Regions from separate parts of the Homo sapiens genome. Here region 1 is linked to region 2. Evidence: chromatin contacts called from ENCODE POLR2A ChIA-PET data. All regions are on one chromosome and are shown on one strand. The core of a region is the stretch at or near the end of the contact, and the rest is flanking DNA. Distances in the headings are between cores, read along the strand shown. Region 1 holds the start of SERPINE3 (serpin family E member 3). Region 2 has its middle 53 kb from the start of DLEU7-AS1.

Region 1 (6,904 bases), core at 2,066-4,565, 580 kb before region 2:
GGACAATAGTAGGCAGACATCACTTGTCCACAATATGTTCACTACCGAAGCTGCTCCTGAGAATCCACAATTGCAAAAGACTGACTCAGAATCTTGATCTCATGAATCAGCCTAACTTAAGTGCTTGCATTTGAGTGTAGTAAGAAAAAAATGGATAAAAACATACTTATAATCAGATTTTACTCTATCGAGGAAGGTCACATGTATTTCTGAGATCACATTCCTAGGAATGTTGACTGTCTGCAGAGAAGAATTGAAACACTTCCCTTGTCCATAGTGTGGTGTGACCTGAGGAATGGTCACAGAACTCTCCTCTCCATCTTTCCACCCTCTCTGGGCCAGGGGACCCACATTCTTTTAGTCAGAAACATTAAAATAGTAGAGTAAGTTGGCTTGAAGTGAATTTTTGTGTGAAATCTTTTCTCTGCCCTAGCCTAGTTTGTCCATGCACATTTGCACACAGGAAGAACATTTTTAGACCTGCCAGAATATGCAATGACAGGGTAAAAAATGCCGGAGGTTGACTGTGTTCATAGACATTGTGCTAAACACTCAACACTCCTGATCACACTGAATGCTTTTGACAGTCCTGTGAATTGAGGGCTATTATTATCCCCATTTTATATATGAGCGAGCAGAGGCCCAGACAGATTAACAAAGGTGCTCAGTGTCACCCAGGTATAGGTGGTGGGGCTTTACTGCCCTGCTCACCCACAGGGTGAAGAATGGGTAGGCCGGGATGACCCTGCCTAGGACAGCTTCATTCCACTTTGAATGAACGTGAGGCCGCAGAGCTCATAGCCTCTTTTTTTTTTTTTTTTTTTTTTGTTCTGTCTTTGCTGAATTCCTAGATCCTAGTCTAGGAAGAAAAATGTTAATGTGTGTGAGTATCTGTTTTAGCTGGAGTTGGTAGATTGGTTCTGAGGCCAGGCATTGAGCTGAGGCACTGAGCGTAAGCAGAGGGGAAGCTGACCTGGCATTCGAAAGACTCATGCTGCTGCCGGCAAAGCCGCTCTAAAATACATAATCCATAGAAATAAGCTGGCAGATCTGGCACTGGCTAGAAGTCACAGATTTATAAAAGCAGGTTGGTCAAAAGCATGGGCTCTTAAACCAGGCAGCCTGGGCTTGAGTCCCAACTCTGTCACTTATTGGCTCTGTGAACTTGAGCAAGTTGCTTCAACTCTCCATGCCTATTTGCTCATCTCTGAAATTGGGATGATAATAAAATTATCATCCTCAACAGAGCTGTTGTGACAATTAATTCAATTAATGTTTGTAAGTGCCTCCAGCACTGCCTGGCACCTAGGAAGGCACTATGCTAGGGTGTGTCAAATGAAACTGAAACATTGCCATGAAACCTATTAGGTTAGAAGGGAACCTTAAAATTCAAGGGTCACCACCATCCCAAAGTCTGAATGCCTTCTGTCACAGACCTGTCCAGTGATCACTCTTCCCCATGTGCACACCATAGGGAGCTGAGCTCCCTATCTCCCAGGTAGCCTGAGCAGCAGGGTGAGCTGGAGAGAGTGAGTGTGAGTATGAGCAGCAGGGTAAGCTGGAGAGAGTGAGTGTGAGTGTGAGCAGGAGGGTGAGCTGGAGAGAGTGTGAGTGTGAACAGGAGGGTAAGTGAGTGTGCACGTGGGCAGGCCTCTTACCATGGACAGTGTACCCCAGGGCATCTGCCAGCTGCTGACCAGTGCTCCCTTCTGCTCCAAACTGCAGGATCTCCAGGGGGAGGGACACACCAGCAGGAGAGATGACAAAGTTCGTCTCATTTCTACACGCGGCCACACTCTGGTAGAGGTGAAGTGCAAACTCAGTCTTCAGCAATGTCATTCCTTCACGGAGGTGGCCATTTGCTCGGAGGCAGCAAGAGTGAAAGAGGAAGAGGGTGATCAGGAAAGGCGGCATGGAGGCTGGGAGGGTTCCTGCAATTCAGAGGGAAGAGATGCAGGGTAGGCTGGAAGCTGGTGATGAAAGAGGGCCATGTCCCACAGAGGACTGGGACCCCCAGCTCTGTTTTTAGGGGCTAGGGACGGCTGAGGGAGAGATGCATTGAGCTGTCTTGGTTACCTACCCTGAGGCCCAGCCGTCTGGGCTGCAGAGCTGCACCCTCTTGTTTCAGCATTAGAAATACTCACTGTGGTCCTTTGGCAGCCAAACTGTGGGTCTGAAGATCTGCTTCGGCCACTTACTGGATGTGTGACTTTAGCAAAGCCCTGGTCAGATCAGAAGCAAAGCATTATGTTGGGAAAAGAAATGTAAGAGGTAATCCTACTCATTGTTCTTGGTATATAGTCAGCTTATAGCTGTGCTGTGTCTATCAGGAATAATAATAAATAATTATCTACTATGTTAAAAAGGACTTTGTACATTTGCAGTTAATCATCCCAACAATCTCACTAGTATCTGTTATTATATTTCATCTATAAAGAGGATGATTGAACCTTTGAGGCCCAGTGACTCATTTGTATGGGGAAAGAAACAGTGCTGTGACTCAAATCCTGGTCTTCTATGAGTGGTATATAAAATTTTGAGAATACCTATGTGAATTAAAATATTGATACATGAACTAATTGTACCTCGAATATCAGAATTCTTGTGATGCAAATTAGTCTCTAAAAAAGAATATTTTCACAAAGATAGTTCCTACCCCAGAAATGTACTCTTCCAAGGAAGAGAGATCATTAACTAGAAAATAATGCAAGAAGAGAAAGGCAAAGTAAAAAAATGTTTTCAACGACCATGCCACACATCCAGCCAGCAGCAGTTTTTGTTAAGTTGTCTGACTGTGGTATCATACCAAACTGATGTAAGAAGAGGTCCAGAGTCACTTCCTGGACTCACCAGTGAGCAGCTCACCCTGCTACTCACGCTCACACTCACTCTCTCCAACTCACCCTCCTGTAGAAGTTTACAAGCAAGGCCACTGAGCACGATGGTGCCTATTTTAGGTAAAGGTCCAAGATAGAAAACATCTTCTCTTTTTTCCAACCCTTCCTCCCTACAGCCAAGTACAAATGCAGTGCTTGGATGACCTTGGTACATAGGGCTCTCTCTCTCTCTCTTTCTTTCTATGTGTGTGTGTGTGTGTCCCAGCCCAGGGTCATTTGCAAAACTCTTAAGCCCCAGGGTTCTCACAGCTCTTATAACCTCCCATCTCCCACAAGAACACTCTCAGCAATCAGACCTTGATGCCCCTGGGCTCCCCATGAACAAATCCCTGTCATGGCTCACCTCGAATGAGCCACGTACTCACAGACTTTTGTATCACTGTTGCACGTTTCCTTGCTCGACTCTGTTCTTGTGGGTCTCCAGCATTCATGTGCTCCCCTTTTAAAAAAGTGGAGCAGAATCTGCTTTGAATCACAAGACAGCACAGAGAGGAAGCTGGCGATTGCCGTCTCTGCCGGCGATGTCTCTACCACTCGGTCCAAATTCCTGGAGCCTGGAGGTCCTGCAGAGAGCCAGGAGAAGCAGCCCAGCCCAGGGCAGCAAAGCCCAGATCGGGAACAGAGCAGGGCCGTGGGGGGAGAGCCAGCCACACCCGTCAAGCCTTCTTAGGCTTGTGACCTGGTTGTACCAGCAAGGAACCCCTCATCCAGCCCTTTGTCACATTGAGGAATTCCACTGATAACTTTGCTTGTTGGGCTTTTGCTGGGTACCAGGTACCTAATGCTTCCCCCCTCCTCCTGTGAAGAAAACAATAAATCAGTCATTGGGCATGACTTAAAACTTTCAGCAAATGAAAAGAAATTCTGCAAAAGAGAAAACAACGCAAGATATGGCACGATCAGTTCGGAGCAGGGTGACTTGCCTCATTTATTATTTATCAAAGTGAATGCACTAATTTATATATGTAACTTGAGTTATTAATAATCTGGTTCTTCTCAGATACAACAGTTCGTAAGTCCAATGACTAATTTGAGAAAGAGACCATGTTGTCAACGAGTAGACACATATTTTTGAAAAATATGAGCAGGTTCTGTCAAAAGTCTGTCCTTGTGATCAATTCAGAATTACATACATTTTTATTAAGGACTTAGGCCTTGTATTAAGTTCAAAATAGATGGTAGCTTATATGTGGTTACAGATTAAAGAAGAACTGAATGCAATTCTTAATAATTATCTCTCAGGCATCTGTAAGTGTTAATATTTGAAAATCAATGGACTGTTTTCACTTGACAACTACCCCTGTAATCAGTGGGTAATTCACTTTAAAGAGTTTTATTGCTGACACCCAAACCTGGGATTGTTTACAGGTCTTAGGATAGTTACAGTTCTATAATTGCATCACATAAAATATCCCCAAATCTTTACTTTAGATTCAATGCAATTGTGAATGGACAGGGTATTCTCTAAGCCATAGTATGAAAGGAGAATAAACAGGTTTAACTTATTCTATAGCACCCAGAGAGGGCATATCATTCATCCATCTGTCCATCTGTCCATCCATCCATGCATCCATCAATCCATCTGTCCATTCATCTGTCCATCCATCCGTCTGTCCGTGCATCCATCCATCCATCCATCCATCCATCCATCCATCCATCCACCTATCCATCCATCCAACAAATATCTCTTGATCACCTGCTTGGTCACAAATCACTGTGCTGCTAGGTTCTGGGCATATGGCAGTGAACCAGTAACCTGGGCTCAGCTTCTATGGGACTTAGAGTCTTGCTCACTGCCTGCGTATTTTAGATGTTGATGGTGATGGAGCGGCAGTAACTTGTGAGGACTGCCTTGTCACATTGTGAGCTGCCTGTAGCAGGAATTCCAGGGGAAACAGCTGATTCACTATTTGCCAGTGGTAGCAGTGGAGAGAAGCTTATAAAAAGATTTCCCAAATTAAAAAAAGGTTGTTTGTGTAACTTCTACAAACATTTCTTTCTAACTCTATGAATATGCCATTCTAACTTGCTTTTAAGAAGCATCCTTCGGGAAAAATGCTAGGGAAATTTAACATACAGGATATATTTTCTATATAGGCTAAACATTTCAAAGTGTGAATGAATGAAAGATGAACTGCAAGTGATTTTTCTTCTGTGTACTCAGCCTTGAACCTGGGTAAGTCACTGTGGTCTCTGACCATTTAAGCAGAGATTATCATGTTTATTTCTATCTTGCTGGGATGGATGTTCATTATACTGCTAAGTGAGGCTCCATTCTTGGAGATATTTATTTGTAATTTTAACAACATATATAGAGAGCATTACTGAGCACTTACTGTGTTCCAGCTACTCTATTAGACCCTGTCCATTCACAATTGCAATGAATCCTCACAGCAATCCTATGAGGAATGTATTATCATTCCCATTTTGCAGATGAAGAAACTAAGTCTGAAGAGCTTAAGATCTTGCCTAAGGTCCCACCAGGCCAAGCTGGGGTTTGAACCTAGGGCCACCTTGACACTAAGGCACATGCCCTTCATCACAGTCTTGGTGCTGTCAGGAGCCAAGGGATGAGGTCTCTTAAAATCCCTCTTGGCTGTAGGATTCTAAGCCTTTCGATGGCCAGCCCAGACTGTTTTGCTCGTAATGCGTGTTCACTTTGCCCACATTTACCAGGAATGCTGTGGTGAATCACCTGTAGGTAGACTGCTATGAGGCCCAGCACTTTTAAAAATTATGGTTTAACATTTTTCACTAGCCGATTCTTATAAACAAATCACTTTCAAATCCAAAGGTCTACCAAACTAATGTGATGGATAGAAGCATTGCATTTCAATTCAGTAAGGACATAATTAATAGGTAGGCATCTCCTTTGTGCTTGTATGGGCTGCCTGTCTGGGGTTGTACAGGAGGAGTCCCATTTGTAGCCCTGACCTTGAGGATTTTGCCATGAAGAGAGAGCACACCCACTGAGGAAGACATGGGCACTGTTAAAAGAAGTCTGAGGGAACAGCTAGAGCAAGCCAGAGGGCAATGCAAGGTAGCCCAGCACATGGTGCTGCACAGCCAGATGAAATTAGCAAGTACTTCATGGGAAATGGTGCAGGTGAGCCTCCACCTGTCCTTCCAGGAAGGCAACGGCAAAGCGCTGCCGCTGGGCTTCCTGCTGTCCCGGCTGATAGCTGCAACACGGCCCTCTGGTACTTCACAGCTATGCAGTGCATAGACTCAAAATGAACCTGGGCCCCTCTACTTTTTGATACCTTTCAGAATGGTGTGCTGGAGAGAGCACAGTGGGCTGGCAGATTTTGGGCAAGTCACTGAATTGCTCTGAGCTTTAGTTGCCTCTTCTGCAAAGTGGGTGTATGATACCTACCTCTCACTGTGAAGATGACAGCAAACAGCCTTATCATGGTGCCTGATAAGCAGGAAAGGCTGAAAGCATCAACTTCTTTGGACTATGTCCCCATCTCTCATCTCATCTTACTTAAGAAAGGACCATCGAGGTCCTTTCATGCTCACATAAGAAGGGGCTTTGGAATCGTCATGTAACCGGCTGGACTATGAATCTATGCTGTTGTATCCAGAAATATGTTTTTATTTTTTTAATTAATTTTTTTTTGAGACAGGGTTTTGCTCTGTCACCGAGGCTGGAGTGCGGTGGCACGACCTCGGCTCACTGCAACCTCTGCCTCCCGGGTTCAAGCAATTCTCCTGCCTCAGCCTCGCGAGTAGCTGGGATTACAGAGGGCTGCCACCATGCCTGGCTAATTTTGTATTTTTAGTAGAGATGGGGTTTCGCCATGTTGGCCAGGTTGGTCTCGAACTCCTGGCCTCAAGTGATCTGCCTGCCTCAGTCTCCCAAAGTGCTGGGATTACAAGCGTGAGCCACCGCATCCAACTGGAAGTATGTTTTTAAATGTCTTGCAAGAAATAGGTTGGAAACTTTAACAAAGATCTCTAGACTTGAATTTAGAGCTAGTTTTTAATCTAACTTGTAGAAACTA
Region 2 (6,663 bases), core at 902-3,401:
ACTGCTCACTTTGGGGGCCATTTGTTATGCAGCAGTGGATAACTAATACAAGAGTGAAATAAGGACAAAAGAAACCTTAATTAACTGGTTATCTTCTCACTTTGATCAATGTGTACCACAGTCTTAAAGACACATTTTGGAGTGTTTTTAACGTTTCTTTAGCACTGTTAACAATAAGCTTCCAAATCACAAAATTCAAAAATTATCTATTTTCCCCATTAAACATGTTGCTTGCTCCAATTATGGTTAAAAATACATCTTGGGGCCAGGTGTAGTGACTCACACCTGTAATTCTACCACTTTGGGAGGCTGAGGTGGGAGGATTGCTTAAGGCCAGCAATTTGAGACCAACCTGGGCAACATAGCTAAACCTCATCTCAAAAAAAAAAAAAAAAAAAAAAAAATCTTGGTAATGAAAATAATACTGGGGACCAAGTTAGGTATAAAATATATTTCACACTTACCATATTTAGATGCAAGGTCTAGAAGAATTGTTCTGAAGATATGATGGAGTTGGTATTTTAGGTGTAAATCACTGCCTGAATCAGAGTGCTTCTCTCTTTCCTGGAGGCCACTCCTCAGCAGCTGGTTAGCCCTGGAAAGTTCTCAAGGAGCCCCTGCACTTTTGCTAACATCACATTGCTTATTTGAAGAGCTGTGGATATGCCTGAAAAAGATATAACAAATTCCTATTTTATAATCACATTTAGAAAGAGAAACATTTCCATATTCTATCCCCTACCCATCCACTCAGCCTGTGATCAAGTTCAGCCTGAAAGATGGAGGTTTAGAGGAAAATAGAAATCGATTGCAGTAACAAGCATGACGAATAGTGTGCCAGGAGAAACAAACCTAGACTGAAGGTGTGAGCGCTCGAGTTTACAAAGTCAAGTTTTGCATTGGTTTGGCTGGTGGGGAAACTCTAGAATGCCATGCAGCAGAAATGAAAAAGTAACATCTCAGAATCTCTGATCATTTTGGATGTCTATCAATAAACCTAGCATGGCAGATTAGCAGAGAATAAGTCAAGAAGAATTATGACCAGAGAAGATTAATTGAAGTCAAGGTTCCTATGACTAAATTTGTTTATATCTGGGTGCTGAGTTAGAAGCCCAACTAGTTCGTCTGCCTCACTTTTGTGTTGCTAATTTCTTTAAAAAAACAACAACAACAAAAGATCATCATTGCAGATGGGAGGCAGGACTAGATTGCAGCTCTGACTCAGATGGACAGAGCAGTGTGCAGAGGCTTGCATCATGAATTTTAGCTCCAGAATGACAAGAATAAACCAGAAATCCTGAGAGGATCCACAGACCCTCTGAAAGAAGCGGACTGCTCCTGCAGGACCTGGAAGACACTGTAAATACTGTGAGTGCCCAAACTGCAGAAGTGGGAAAGGGAAACCCTCCGCTCCTGAACACACACCCTCACTGGAGTAAATAAAAGAAGGCTTAATTTGCGGGAGAAGTTTCCAACCTTACCTGGAGCTCAGCCAATTTAGAGAGCCCAGCAAAATACAGGGGTAGAGGAAGCAGCGGGAAAGGCCCCAGGAGCTCGCTGGGTCCCCAAGCAGGCTATTCCTGCCTGGCATGACAGGGATCCTTCGGGAGGGCAGCCAGAGGTATGGGGGAAAACACCACAGGAAGAAGGAAGTCTCCAGCTGAAATTTGAAAAAATTTGAACCCAGAAAGAAGCTTCCTGGCCGGAAATCAGGGGAGGGTGCAAATCTGGTGTGTAGACTCCACAGGCAGGGGAAGAACAAAAGCTGTGTTCTTTCACAGCTGGGAGGCAGGTAGCCTGGGGCAAGTTCTCAAGCCCTGCTCGGCCCACTGCCTGGAAACAGCCTCAGGGTTGTTAGCGGGTCACAGTGAGAGGGAGACCGGCCCTCTGAATTGTGTGGGAGCTGAATGAGGCCTGTGACTGTCGGCTTTCCCCCACTTCCCTGACAACCTGCATGACTCAGCAGAGGCAGCCATAATCTTTCTAGGTACACAACTCCATTGACCTGGGAACCTCACCCTCATCTCCCACAGCAGCCACAGCAAGACCCATCGAAGGAGAGTCTGAGCTCAGACATGCCTAGTCCTGCCCCTACCTGATGGGCCTTCCCTATTCACTCTGGCAGCTGAAGACAAAGGGCGTATACTCTTGGGAGTTCTAGGGCCCCGCCCACCACCTGTTTCTCTCCATACTACCACAGCTGATGCTCTCTGGAAAGTGCCACCTCCTGGCAGGAGGCCAACCAGCACAAAAATAGAACATTAAACCACCAAAAAGCTAAGAACCCTCACAGAGTCCATTTCACCCCCCTGCAACCTCCACCAGAACAGGTGCTGGTATCCGTGGCTGAGAGACCCATAGACAGTTCACATCACAGGACTCTGTGCAGACAACCCCCAGTACCAGCCTGGAGGTGGGGAGACTTGCTGGGTGGCTAGACCCAGAAGAGAGATAACAATCATTGCAGCTTGGCTCACAAAAAGCCACATCCATAGGAAAAGGGGGAGAGTACTGCATCAAGGGAACACCCCATGGGACAAAAGAATCTGAACAACAGCCTTCAGCCCTAGACCTTGCCTCTGACGGAGCCTACCTAAATGAAAAGGAAGCAGAAAAACAACACTGGTAATATGGCAAAACAAAGTACAAAGTTCTTTAATACCGTGCCCCCCCCCTCAAAAAAAAATCACATTAGCTCACCAGCAATGGATACAAACCAAGAAGAAATCCCTGATTTACCTGGAAAAGAATTCAGGAGGTTAGTTATTAAGCTAATTGGGGAGGCACCAGAGAAAGGCGAAGCCCAATGCAAGGACATCTGAAAAGTGATACAAGAAGTGAAGGGAGAAATATTAAAGGAAATAGATAGCATAAAAAAAAGCAATAAAAACTTCAGGAAACATTGGACACATTTATAGAAATACAAAATGTTCTGGAAAGTCTCAGCAATAGAATTGAACAAGTAGAAGAACGAAATTCAGAGCTTAAAGACAAGGTCTTCAAATTAACCCAATATAACAAAGACAAAGAAAAAAGAATAAGAAAATATGAACAAAGCCTCCAAGAAGTCTGGGATTATGTTAAACAACCAAACCTAAGAATAATCGGTGTTCTTGAGGGAGAAGAGAAATCTAAGAGTTTGGAAAACATATTTGGGGGAATAATAGAGTAAAACTTTCCCAGCCTTGCTAGAGACATAGACATTCAAATACAAGAAGCACAAAGAACACCTGGGAAATTCATCACAAAAAGATCATCACCTACACACATTGTCATCAGGGTATCTAAAGTTAAGACGAAGGAAGGAATCTTAAGAGCTATGAGACAAAGGCACCAGTTAACCTATAAAGGAAAACCTATCAGACTAACAGCAGATTTCTCAACAGAAACCTTGCAAGCTAGAAGAGATTGGGGCCCTATCTTCAGCCTCCTCAAGCAAAACAATTTTCAGCCAAGAATTTTGTATCCAGTGAAGATAAGAATCACATATGAAGGAAAGATACAGTCTTTTTCAGACAAACAAATGCTGAGAGAATTCGCCACTACCAAACCACTACAACAAGAACTGCTAAAAGGAGCTCTAAATCTTGAAGCAAATCCTGGAAACACATCAAAACAGAACCTCTTTAAGGTATAAATCACACAGGACCTATAATACAAAAATACAATTTAAAAAGCAAAAACAAAAAAACCAAGGTACACAGCCAACAAATAGCACAATGAATGCAATGGTACTTCATATCTCAATACTAACACTGGATGTTAATGGCTTAAATGCTCCACTTAAAAGATACAGAACTGCAGAATAGATAAGAACTCACTGACCAACTATCTGCTGCTTTCAGGAGACTCACCTAACACATAAGGACTCACATAAACTTAAAGTAAAGGGGTGGAAAAAGGCATTTTATGCAAATGGACACCAAAAGGGAGCAGAGATAGCTATTCTTATTTCAGACAAAACAAACTTTGAAGCAGCAGCAGTTAAAAGAGACAAAGAGGGATATTATATAATGGTAAAAGGCCTTGTCCAACAGGAAAATATCACAATCCTAAACATATATGCATCTAACACTGGAGCTCCCAAATTTATAAAACAATTACTAATAGACCTAAGAAATGAGATAGACAGCAACACAATAATAGTGGGGGACTTCAATACTCCACTGATAGCACTAGACAGGTCGTCAAGACAGAAACTCAACAAGGAAACAATGGATTTAAACTACCTTGGAACAAATGGACTTAACAGATATATACAGAACATTTCATCCAATAATCGCAAATACACATTCTATTTAACAGCATATGGAACCTTCTTTAAGATAGACCATATGATAGGCCATAAAATAAGCTGGAATAAATTTAAGAAAATTGAAATTATATCAAGCACTCTCTCAGACCACAGTGGGAAAAAACTGGAAATCAACTCCAAAAGGAACCTTCAAAACCATGCAAATACATGGAAATTAAATAACCTGCTCCTGAATGAGCACTTGGTCAAAAAACGAAATCAAGATGGAAATTAAAAAATTCTTCAAACTGAACGACAATAATGACACTGAGAGGTGACAGTGTGCTGGCAGCCCTTGCAGCCCTCGCTCGCTCTTGGCACCTCTGCCTGGGCTCCCACTTTGGCGGCACTTGAGGAGCCTTTCAGCCTACCGCTGCACTGTGGGAGCCCCTTTCTGGGATGGTCAAGGCCTGAGCTGGCTCCCTCAGCTTGCAGGGAGGTGTGGAGGGAGAAGCCTGAGTGGGAACTGGGGCTGCGCACGGTGCTTGCGGGCCAGTGCGAGTTCCGGGTGGGCGTGGGCTCGGGGGACTCCACTCAGAGCAGCTGGCCTGCCCTGCTGGCCCCGGGCAATGAGGGGCTTAGCAACCGGGCCAGCGGCTGTGGAGGATGTACTGGGTCCCCCAGCAGAGCCGGCCCACCAGTGCTGTGCTCAATTTCTTGCCAGGCCTTAGCTGCCTTCCCACGGGGCAGGGCTCGGGGCCTGCAGCCCGCCATGCCTGAGCCTCCCACCCCCTCCGTGTGCTCCTGTGCAGCCCGAGCCTCCCCAACGAGCGCCGCCCCCTGCTCCAGGGCGCCCAGTCCCATTGACCACGCAAGGGCTGAGGAGTGCAGGTGCATGGCGTGGGACTGGCAGGCAGCTCCACCTGCAGCCCTGGTGCGGGATCCACTGGGTGAATCCAGCTGGGCTCCTGAGTCTGGTGGGGATGTGGAGAACCTTTATGTCTAGCTAAGGGATTGTAAATACACCAATCGGCACTCTGTATCTAGCTCAAGGTTTGTAAACACACCAATCAGCACTCTGTCTAGCTCAGGGTTTGTGAATGCACCAATCGACACTCTGTATCTAGGTACTGTGGTGGGGACTTGGAGAAACTTTGTGTCAACACTCTTTATGTAGCTAATCTGGTGGGGACGAGGAGAACCTTTGTGTCTAGCTCAGGGATTGTAAAGGCACCAATCAGTGCCCTGTCAAAACAGACCCCTTGGCTCTACCAATCAGCAGGATGTGGGTGGGGCCAGATAAGAGAATAAAAGCAGGCTGCCTGAGCCAGCAGTGGCAACCCGCTTGGGTCCCCTTCCACACTGTGGAAGCTTTGTTCTTTCACTCTTTGCAATAAATCTTGTTGCTGCTCACTCTTTGGGTCCACACTGCCTTTATGAGCTATAACACTCACCACGAAGGTCTGCAGCTTCACTCCTGAAGCCAGCGAGACCACGAACCCACTGGCAGGAATGAACAACTCCAGACGCGCCGCCTTAAGAGCTGTAACACTCACCGTGAAGGTCGGCAGCTTCACTCCTGAGCCAGCGAGACCACGAACCCCACCAGAAGGAAGAAACTCTGAACACATCCGAACATCAGAAGGAACAAACTCTGGACACGCCGCCTTTAAGAACTGTAACACTCACCGCGAGGGTCCACGGCTTCATTCTTGAAGTCAGTGAGACCAAGAACCCACCAATTCCGGACACAACACAACCTATCAAAACCTCTGGGATACAGCAAAGGTGGTGCTAAGTGGAAAGTTCATAGCCCTAAACGCCTACATCAAAAAGACTAAAAAAGGCCTGGCACGGTGGCTCACACCTGAAATCCCAGCACTTTGGGAGGCCGAGATGGGTGGATCACGAGGTCAGGAGATTGAGACCATCCTGGCTAACATGGTGAAACCCCGTCTCTACTAAAAATACAAAAAATTAGCCAGGAGTAGTGGTGGGCGCCTGTAGTCCCAGCTACTAGGGAGGCTGAGGCAGGAGAATGGCCTGAACCTGGGAGGCAGAGCTTGCAATGAGCCGAGATTGTGCCACTGCACTCCAGCCTGGGCAAAAGAGCAAGACTCCATCTCAAAAAAAAAAAAAAAAAGACTGAAAGAGCACAAACTGACACAAAGTCACACCTCAAGGAACTAGAGAAACAAGAACAAACCAAACCAAAATGCAGCAGAAGAAAGGAAGTAACCAAGATCAGAGCAGAACTAAATGAAATTGAAACAACAACAAAAAAAAATACAAAAGATAAATGAAACAAAAAGCTGGTTCTTTGAAAAGATAAATAAAATTGATAGACCATTACCAAGGTTAACCAAGAAAAGAAGAGAGAAAATCCACATAACCTCAGTAAGAAACGAAATGGGAGATATTATAACTGA

What was found. ChIA-PET counts read pairs that join two places held with the same protein, here RNA polymerase II (POLR2A).
Region 1: POLR2A ChIA-PET joins it to region 2 with 20 read pairs in Panc1. The contact joins the promoter of SERPINE3 here to the enhancer-like site in region 2. POLR2A ChIA-PET finds 5 or more read pairs at or near these places in 2 of 52 experiments (Panc1 and activated CD8-positive, alpha-beta memory T cell).

Annotation. Positions count from the first base shown.
Region 1 is chr13:51,336,102-51,343,005 of GRCh38, reverse strand. SERPINE3 (serpin family E member 3) reads right to left here and starts at 3,315. Exons shown (of 10, transcript NM_001386375.1): 1 at 3,263-3,315; 2 at 2,145-2,222; 3 at 1,659-1,931. The coding sequence starts at 1,914. It also overlaps a transcript of INTS6 not described here.
Region 2 is chr13:50,751,767-50,758,429 of GRCh38, reverse strand. It overlaps a transcript of DLEU7 not described here. Among named protein-coding and RNA genes, the nearest start is that of DLEU7-AS1, 53 kb to the left of the region's middle. RefSeq lists enhancers at 1,928-2,037, 2,068-2,117, 2,148-2,197. Within about 2 kb of position 2,151, at least 2 of the 41 ENCODE cell types and tissues checked have a DNase peak (open chromatin) inside an H3K27ac peak, as active enhancers do.